2 separate regions of the Homo sapiens genome follow, and region 1 is linked to region 2. A link is an interaction called in ENCODE POLR2A ChIA-PET data of the cell type or tissue named here. Cell type or tissue: Caco-2. All regions are shown on one strand. Region 1 overlaps UVRAG (UV radiation resistance associated). Region 2 overlaps UVRAG (UV radiation resistance associated).

Region 1 (5,000 bases), 91 kb before region 2:
GATTCGTGCTCCTATGAGAGTCTAATACCATGGCTGATCTGATGGGAGGCGGAGCTCAGGGGGTAATGCTCGCTCACCCTCCATCGCCTCCTGCTGTGCGGCCCGGTTCTTAACAGGCCACAGACGGGTAAAAGTCTGTGGCCCGGGGGTTGGGCACCCCTGAGTTATATGACTGTGGGCATATTTAATGACTATTTATAAAATAGATCGACTACAGTAAGTAATAAATAAAATAATGTGCTTAAAATCGTTGGCAGGATGCCTGGCATAGACACTAGCGTCAGTAGTAGTTGTAATTGTGGTGGTTGTCATTATGATTCGTTTCAGTAGGCTTCAAATTCCAAGTATTATTCTCATTTTACAGAAGGCGCAACTGAGACTCAGACATATTCATGTCTTGCACAGGAACACAGGGTAATAGGTAGAAGAAGGACTGGAATCTAAATCTCCTTCCCTTTACTGTTTCTCTTATACAGCATACTGTTTCAAGCAGGAACAAACGAAACTCCTACCACCTACCTTCCCACACCTCCACTTCTGTACATCAGGGAGCTAGCTGCAAGAAGGAAATAAAGAAGTACAGTGCCAGGCGTGGTGGCTTATGTCTGTAGTCCCAGCACTTAGGGAGGCTGAGGTGGGAGGATCACTGGAGCCCAGGAGGTTGAGCTTGCAGTGAGCTATGATCATGCTACTGCATTCCAGCTTGGATGAAAGTAAGACTCCCCCGCCCACCAAAAAAAAAAAAAAAAAAGGCCAGGTGTGGTGGCTCATGCCTGTAATCCCAGCACTTTGGGAGGCCAAGGTGGGTGGATCACCTGAGGTCAGGAGTTCGAGATCAGCCTGGCCAACATGGCAAAACCCCATCTCTACTAAAAATACAAAAATTAGCCCGGTGTAGTGGTGGGCACCTGTAATCCCAGCTGCACGGGAGGCTGAGGCAGGAGAGCAGGAGAATCTCTTGAACCCAGGAGGTGGAGGTTGCGTGAACCGAGATTGCAGTACTGCACTCCAGCCTGGGCAACAGAGTGAGACTCCGTCTCAAAAAAAAAAAAAGAAAAGAAAAAAAGAAAAAAAAAAGTATAAAAGAGATTTGGAGAAAAAGACCCAAATCAATCAACAGATTTAATCTGTTCAATGTGAAACACAATCTTAGGTTTTTTTCTTTTTTTCTTGGGGACATGAGGTGGGGAAAGCTTTGAATAAAGTCAAAATGCTCAAAATTCCTCTGTTTTCATGATCTACCTACTGCTTAGGGACTAGAAGAACTTCCCAGAATCCTTTGAGGTACATTCCAATTGTCCCCAAACCCCTGATGCATCCTTGTTCTGCATGAATTTAGCTTCAGGAAGAGAGAATTTTTTAAGAGGGAGAAATTCTCTATTTCTCTGACTAAAATGAAGAAGACCATATTCAGCACTTTTATAACCATTATATAAATACCTTGCCATGCAAATACCTTGCCATGAAGCCAACCCAGGAACTGGTAGAGCCCAGTTTCCTCTACTCCACCATCCTTGCCCCCATCATTTCCCTCCTCTTCCTCTTGGTTTTACTGCCTGAAGCTGTAGCCTCCTTTTACAGAAAAGAGATTGGGAAAGAGAAAACAAGTTAAGAAAGCACCAGTCCAAAATGTGATTCCCATTTCCACATCTCCCATAGGTAATATTCCAGAGCTCCACATGTAGCTCCATCGTTAGGAAACACGAGACACTGATGATGCACCTCACTGCTCCCAACCTAGGTGTCCTCTTCTGTGAAATGGTTATAGCTACCAATAGTTACTGCAGTAAGGATTAAATGAGATATACAAGTAAAATTCCTAGTACAATGAATAAGTACCCAATAAATTATTAATAATAATAAAACGGCAACTAAAATTTATAAAGCGCTATGGATTAAGCACTCTGTTAACAGCTTTATACATGGTCTCATTTAATCCTTATGACATCTCTGTGAAGTATTACAAACATCATCCTCATTTTACAGATGAAGAAACTGAAGCACAGAGGTTAGGTAACTTGACCAAAGGTCATGAAGCCACTAGGTAGAAAGATGTGATTTAACCAAGCCGGTCTACCTAATTGTTAATTTCCTTCTCTCTCCCAGTCCCTAGGATCTTAAGTTTTTTGTTGTCACCAAAACATCTACATTTGATCTCTACTTCTACTTGAGGATGGGGTGAGAATGAGAAAAATTTTTAGGTTAAGTGGATTGGTATATTTTCCTTCTCTTCTCTTCCTGCCTACATTAAGTTTGTGTTGCTCTTTTGACTTTCTAAGACTTATACTGTTAGGCATTCTAAGCATCAGCTATGAGCAGAAATAAATTCTGCCACGAACTGATGTAAATGTGGAAACTTACAGGAAAAATGAAATAAAGAAAGCATGTAAAGATTTACCACATCAAGAGAGTTCTTGAAGCTGGGGTGAGGCTTTAACAATTTGAAACACTTTTTTTTTTCCTAATTCTCTTTCAGATTCACTTGTACTTGTTTTATCTGTCTACAACCAGGTCCCACACTGTAAAGTATGAGGACAGAGTACAATTCACAGTCTCAAATATGTGTCTTTCCCTCCCTACAAAATGTTTCCTCTGAGGGACATTACTAGATCACAGCTGGTCAAAATACTAAATCTTGATTGTCTGGCTCCCGGCCAAAATCTACAGCTACAACTCAGTGGAATAAGAATATTTAAAAAGAAAAAAAAAGACTTTTAAACAACATTTGATCTTCTTCTTTCTCCCTCCTTGTAGCAATCTATGACCTCATGGCAGTGAGACCTCTACATGGAGGTGTTTAAGTTGGTTTACGGCCACCAGAAATGTTTGAAGCTCTAGGTACTAGTCTGCGCCAATATCATGTCAACTGTGTTAAAAAGCAATAATAGTTTCTCACCTTCTTAAAGATTACTGCTTAAATAATGCAGAGCAACGACAGGCTTGCACAGAGTGCCAAAAGCGGGTTGCCAAGGCAAAGCTGAGGTAGAATTACGTCTTTTGGCAGCTAAGAAATTATGACATAAAGTTAGTTTTTTCAAAAAAACAACCTTCATAAATTAAGCTACTATCCTTTTTTCAAAATTCAGCAAAGGTTGGGATTTATCCTTCTTCTTTCCCTCTCTCAGATCAAGTAGGAGCTCAGAACCTCCTTTAGGGAAAGCCAAATTTAACAGCTAGATCTTATCTCCCAGGAGGTAGCTGGGGGTTAATAGTTTTAAGCATGCATTCTCCAGGCCACAGGCAAGCAATCCAAAGGCCTCTCACCATTACCAGATAAGTGTAAGTACTTAATCTTTGCCCTGGATGTTAACAAAAACATGAAACAAAATAAAAATAGAAACAATATTGGGCCAAAAGCACAGGCTGAAATCTGTGCCAATGGTCACTTTTCCCCCGGGGCTTTGCTTGGAAGGTTTCCTACCAAAGTCTGTCTAAATAAAAACAGAGTATAAAAAGGTATAACTGAACAAGGCAGCCTTTGGATTTTATTTAAACCAAGTAGTGATGGAAAGATGAATTGGTGAAAGAGAAAGTTCCACAGGCAAAAGACAAAATAAGCAAGCTGAAGAAATCCAGTTCACCAGGCTTTGTGATGTGAGGTCTTGGCCATCAGGCCTCCATGGCCCAGCTTGGGCCAGTGGACAGAGGATGAGGGGGTGCCTATTGCCGAGAGCCCATCTGGAGGCCAGCTCAGGCTCCAGGCTGAGCTCCATGGGATCAGGGAATACACAGTGATCCTCCACGGAGATAAAGAGAGGTCCTGGGAGGGGTCAAGTCAACCACTTCACTCATCAGCTTTCACTTTAAGAAATCATCATACAAATTAATGTAGTAAAATCACAGTCAGGCAACCAACATTATGAGGACTGTAAAATGGTCTGTAGAAACAGACATAGCCCATCTTGATGTCATTTATATAGGGCTTAAGTAACATCCTACACGAGAACATGGAAAGAACAGGAAAGAGATGCCAGGAATGATACCTGGGGACCCCTCGGAGTATCTGGACAACACTTGATACTTGGGAATAATAAACTGTTTATGCTGAAAACCAGGGAAAAAATGAAAAAAAAAAACAAAAAAACCCAAAACCTCTGCCTTTGCCAGGGAAACCAGAGGAACAACAATCTCACAGAACCCAGCCCCCAGAAGGAACTCGATAGGGAAATTAAAACCCTGGTCAGAGAATGCTTTCAGAGTTTAAAAACTAGACTTGGAAGGGAGCTAAAGGATGCATTAGACTCCCAGGGCCAGTGACAGAATCTGTGAGATGAAGTCTTTGAAAGATACTACTAACACTGACCTACCATCAGCTCTCTAATAAACTCTCACTGAACCAAACTGTGAGGGTTTAGTTGTTTGTTACTTTAAAAGAAAAATGGATAGCTCTGCCACCATTTTCAGAGATGCTGGAGGCCTTGGGCAGAAGTGTTTGAGTTGCAATTTGCCGCAATTTAATTACTGTTTAGTAAGAGACTGGGACTCTAGAGATGACATCTTGGTAACCTTATCTTTTGTAGTCCCCTATACTCCTAAAGGAGGCAGAGTATAAAACAAATTAATTGATTTACCCCCTTATTCAAATATGTATTGAGTATCTAGCTGCGCTAGACTCTGGGGCTATAATAATTGGAAAAAAGCCATGGTTCATGTTTTAATGGAATTTATTGTCTAGTGAGAGAGGACAGACAAGTACACATACATCACATACATCAATGTCAAACAACCACCTCTGACCCAAGCTATGCAGGAGAGGACACGGGCTCAAAGAGCTTGTAGCAGAGATCTGACCCAGACAGAAAAGGACAAGATTAGAAGGGCTAGTAGAGTTCTTCACCAGGTAAAGAATGGGTTGGTGGGGAAGAGTATCTTCCAGGTAGCAGGAACAGCATTTGCTAAGACCTTTTATCAAGAAAGATAACAATGTTTGAGGACCCAAAAGGTCAATGAGTGAAGAGTTCTATGGTAGAAGATAAAACTGAGGAGGAAAACAAAGTCTG
Region 2 (5,000 bases):
ACAAAAATACTTACATAAGTTTTTTGCCAAATTTGAATATACTACTAGAGACACTCTAATTTAAAATACAGACTTTAACCCAGACATATGGGTGTCCTCTAGAACATATAACTTCCTATTGAAGACACATACCAATATATCAAGATGTTCTTTACAAAAACCTAGTGATTTCAAATATAGGTCCAAACAGAATGTCACAGTAGCTTATACACAGTAAAAGCCCACTAAGTATTTATTAAATGAATATAAACAAATTGGCTTTTGATTCATTTGCTGAGAAATATTATTTCCCAGTTGCCCCTCAACTTAAAATAATCACTCCCTCATTTTTGTTCCTGATGAGCAACAACTCATCTGATACTTTTTCTTCCTTTTTTTAAAAAAAATTAAAGAACAGTTTAAATAATACTACCCACTTCATTTTAAAATTAGAGAATAATGACCTACATACTCACTACGCAGAGTTGACAACAGATATTATTTTTTAGTTAAAATAAATAAAACATTACAGATCAAGTGAGCCTTCTTTGTTTACCAATTCAGGGACTCCCCCTTCCTCCATTAGTTAGGATCATTTTAACCTCAAGTGACAGAAAAACCAAATCACTGATTCAAAGAAGAAAAAGAAATGGCTAACTCAGAAACTTTATTACATTAATTGGGACCCAGGTCTTCCCATCTTTCCACTCTGCCATCCTTAGAAAATTGGGCAAGGCCCATTCATGATCACAGGATGGTTGGTACACAATCAGCTCTCATCTGTAGAGACATCTAGTAGAAAATGGCAGACTTTTCTCCTGTGTGTCTTTTTTAATATATAAACTTTTTATTAATGTATAACATACAGATAGGTAAGGGCAAACTCCCTTAATGTTCACAGAATTAATACTTTTATGAAACCAGCACCCAGACCAAGAAATTGAATATTACCAGCATCACAGCCACGTGTCTGTCTTAGTGCATAAAACTATTCCCAGCAGTACCCCATAGAACTGGCCAGAATTGTGAATCAACTCCTAAATCCATCACTGTTGAGTGCAGTGGGATCACATGATTAGTAAAAAGCCAATTGTAGTTCACTCCCTGGCACTGAGACTGGAACCCACTTTCCACATACCCAAGAAGAGAGTTAATTACTAACAATAGGGACCTCTTGAGAAACAGGAATGACCATGGTTAGGTAACCAACAGCACCTGTCATATCTTCTCTCCACAAGCCACTCCTTTTATAATTTGGTTAATATCTGTGTTTACTGCTTTTTATACTTTTAAAATACAAGTGTTTCTATGAAAAACAATGAACCATACGTACCATTCTGCAACTTACTTTTTTTCACTCCATAGTGTTTTCTGAAAGCTATTTTTGTCTGTGTGTGTATCTAAAATATTCCTTTGAACTCCTGATTAGTATTCCATCTTATGGATGTTCAATATTTTATTTCTCCACTCCCTTACTAAAGGGGATTTAGGTTGTTTCTAATTTTTTCACCAGTACAAGTAATGATGTACTAAACATCTTTATATGCCCTCCTTTGAGCAAGTTTCTCTAGGGGACAAACTTCTAAACAGTATGTACTCGAAACCGTTTTACTAGATTCTGACAAATTGTTGGTACTGCTAACCCTAGAGAACAACATGTAGTCTTGGAAGTATTTTTTCTTGAACTCTCTGTGACACAATTTGTGAATATAATGTAGATAATAATATCATTAATCTCATACTGCTTTTGTGACAATTCACGTGTAGAACAGTACCTGAAAGATCGCAAGAGCAACTATAATTTTCTGAGTGATTACTATTATTGCTATTAATCTTTGTATTACTAGAATATAATATAAGGCCTGTTTATATCCACTGTAATTTTTTAACTGTGTCAACCTGGCTAAGCTGGAAGTATTTACCAGAAGACGACTGCCTATATGGATCCAGGTTACAGATGAACAAAAGATAAATTTGGGTAAGATTTGGAAGATAGAATTCACTTCATTGTCTTCCAAAGATAATAACTGGCCATGGCAGCAGCCACTACACTGGCATGGTGGCAGGGCATGGTGTTAGACACAGTAATCCACAGATGCAAGGCTGCTTGCAGATTCCATTTGGTGTCTGTGCTTCCATTCTGCATCTAGCTCTTCTTCCCAGCTGCTGGCCCTGCTGACCAATACCAACTCCCTTCCCACTATCAGATGCAGTGGCAACAGCCTTCCATAGATGTCTCCACCTGCTCTCCTCTGGGGTTCCACGCAGCAGCTGGATATACCTCACTTCCTACTTCTTTGCCTGAGTTGTCTACCTGCACCAGAGCTTCAGAAGGGCTGGGGTAGTGACTTTTCTCTGATCTCCAAGCCCTGCTTTTGCACTCTTATTTCTGTAGCTTCTTCCACAATTGCGTACGATCTTGTCCCAATAAATCCATCAGACCATAATATTCACACTAATTCTGCTTTTCTGACTGAAACATGATTGATACAATACCCTTTGATAATTTTTTAATTGAGTGGTTTGTCTTTTAACCATTTTCCCTAAGGGTTCTTGCATTGGAATTTTTTTTCTTTTTTTGCTATTTATGTGCTAAAATTTTCACTCACAAACTCATTTCTGATATACTTTCATATAATTGTTAATCAGTCTTTCTAGGGTTGCAGTAATGTGCATGATATTCTTCTTATTGTCAAGTAACTTCAACCAAACCCTCCTTGTCTGCTGATTGTTACCGTGTTTTCTATTTCCACTTAACACTTGCATTTTAAAATCCAGTGTGTTGGCCAGGCCCGGTGGCTCACACCTGTAATCCCAGCACCTTGGGAGGCCAAGGCAGGCGGATCACAAAGTCAGAAGATCGAGACCATCCTGGCCAACATGGTGAAACCTCGTCTCTACTAAAAATACAAAAATTAAGCCGGGTGTGGTTGCGCGTGCCTGTAATCCCAGCTACTCGGGAGGCTGAGGCACGAGAATTGCTTGATCCCAGGAGGCAGAGGTTGCAGTGAGTCGAGACCGCGCCACTGCACTCCAGCCTGGCAACAGAGCAAAACTCCGTCCCCGCCCCAACCAAAAAACAAAACAAAACAAACAAACAAACAAAAAACCAAAAATCCAGTGTGTTGTGCATCTTCTATTTCTTTCTTTCCTTTTTTTTTTTTTTTGAGATGGAGTATCACACTGTCGCCCAGGCTGAGTGCAGTGGTGTGATCTCGGCTCACTGCAAGCTCCACCTCCCAGGTTCACACCATTCTCCTGGCTTAGCCTCCCAAGTAGCTGGGACTACAGGCGCCCGCCACCATGCCCGGCTAATTTTTTGTATTTTTAGTAGAGACGGGGTTTCACTGTGTTAGCCAGGATGGTCTCGATCTCCTGACCTCGTGATCCACCATGCCCGGCCGCTTCTTCTACTTCTTTGCTGCAGATCTAGTGCTGTTATTTGCATACTTTAGTTAGTCTTTATGGGTCAAAGTTCTTCTACTTGGCTATAGGCAGAGAACACTTGATAATGCCCAGGGAAAAAAAGATTTACAATATACTGCAATGAATTATTTCAAATTCAAAAACAACTTAAAAATATATATACAAATAGTATTATGCCAAATCAGAGAAGCATAAGGCATAGCTAAACAAGGTATGTATATATGTGTGTGCATCCATTTATTCAGAACTTTTGTGTTTTTCACTATCATTTTTATAATGTTTTATATTTTTCTTTGATAAAGGTCTTTCACCCTTTTTATTTATTTTTTAAAATTTTGAGGCAGAGTTTTGCTCTCATTGCCCAGGCTGGAGTGCAGTGGCACAATCTTGGCTCACTGCAACCTCCGCCTCCTGGGTTCAAGCGATCCTCCTGCCTCAGCCTCCCAAGTAGCTGGGACTACAGGTGCCCACCCCCACATCCGGCTAATTTTTGTGTTTTTAGTAGAGACAGGGTTTCGCCATGCTGGCCAGGCTGGTCTCAAACTCCCAACCTTAGGTGATCCACCTGACTCAGCCTCCCAAAGTGCTGGGATTACAGGTGTGAGCCACTGCGCCTGGCCTCACCCTTTTTATTAACCATATTGCTAGGTGCTTGTATTGTATTCATTTTCAGTTTGTAAGCTTTTTTTCCCTTTTTTCAAATATGTAAACTTCATTTCTTTTTCTCATATAATTCTATTGGCCAGGGCCACAAATACAATATTTTATTGTAAAGACAACTGGCATCCTTATGTGCCTTCTGATTTTAGTGGAGTCCTTACAAAGTTTCACTATTAAGTCTAATGCTTGCTATAGGTTTGTGATAATCATCTTTTGGCATTTTAAGGAAATTCCTTTCATTTTCTACTTTACAATGAGTTCTTATAACAACCACTACTACTATTATTGGCCAACATTTGATGCTTTACCAAGTACCACATATATTTTCCATGTATTCACTCATTTAATCCACCTAGATACCCTATGAAGTGGGTGCTGTTATCTCTCCATTTAACAATGACAGTAAGGCACATAGGGTGATCAAGTAACTTGTCCAAAGTCACACAATATATTAGTTTTCTATGACTGCTTTAAAAAATAAAACAAGCTTAGCAGCTTAAAACACTCATTTACTATCTCATGGTTTCTGTAGGTCAGAACTCTAGGCACAGTATAAATGAGTTCTCTGCTCAGGATCTAAGAAATCTAAAATCAAGGTGTTGGCCAGGCTTCTCATGTGTAGCTCAGGGTCATCTTCCAAGCTCATTCAGGTTGTTGGCAGAATTGAGTTCCTTGTGGTGGTAGGGCTGAGCTAGTTCCTTGCTAGCTGTCAGCCATATTTCACTCCCAGTTCTTAGGAGCCACCCTCAGGTCCTAGCCACATGGCTCCCTCCATGAGGAGTTCTGTTTGCTTTCTTGTGGGCTAGCAGAAGAGCATCTGCTACTGCTTCTTGGCTCTCAAGGGTTCACTTGATTAGGCCAAGCCTACACAGATAATTTTGCTTTAAATTAACTCAAAGTCAAATGGTTGGGAACCTTAATCATGGGAGGAAAAT

What was found. ChIA-PET counts read pairs that join two places held together with the same protein. Peaks named below come from ENCODE experiments on the same cell type or tissue, not always from the same donor. Only the 100,000 strongest peaks of a DNase experiment are listed, where the experiment ranks them.
Region 1: POLR2A ChIA-PET joins it to region 2 with 7 read pairs; 2 of 35 experiments call an interaction of 5 or more read pairs at or near these places.

The regions. Positions count from the first base shown.
Region 1 is chr11:76,130,012-76,135,011 of GRCh38, reverse strand. The region is part of intron 14 of UVRAG (UV radiation resistance associated); the gene reads right to left. Among named protein-coding and RNA genes, the nearest start is that of WNT11, 74 kb to the left of the region's middle. In Caco-2, no CTCF peak of the experiment used is centred here; no DNase peak of the experiment used is centred here.
Region 2 is chr11:76,038,618-76,043,617 of GRCh38, reverse strand. The region is part of intron 12 of UVRAG (UV radiation resistance associated); the gene reads right to left. Among named protein-coding and RNA genes, the nearest start is that of WNT11, 170 kb to the left of the region's middle. In Caco-2, no CTCF peak of the experiment used is centred here; a DNase peak (open chromatin) is centred at 2,207.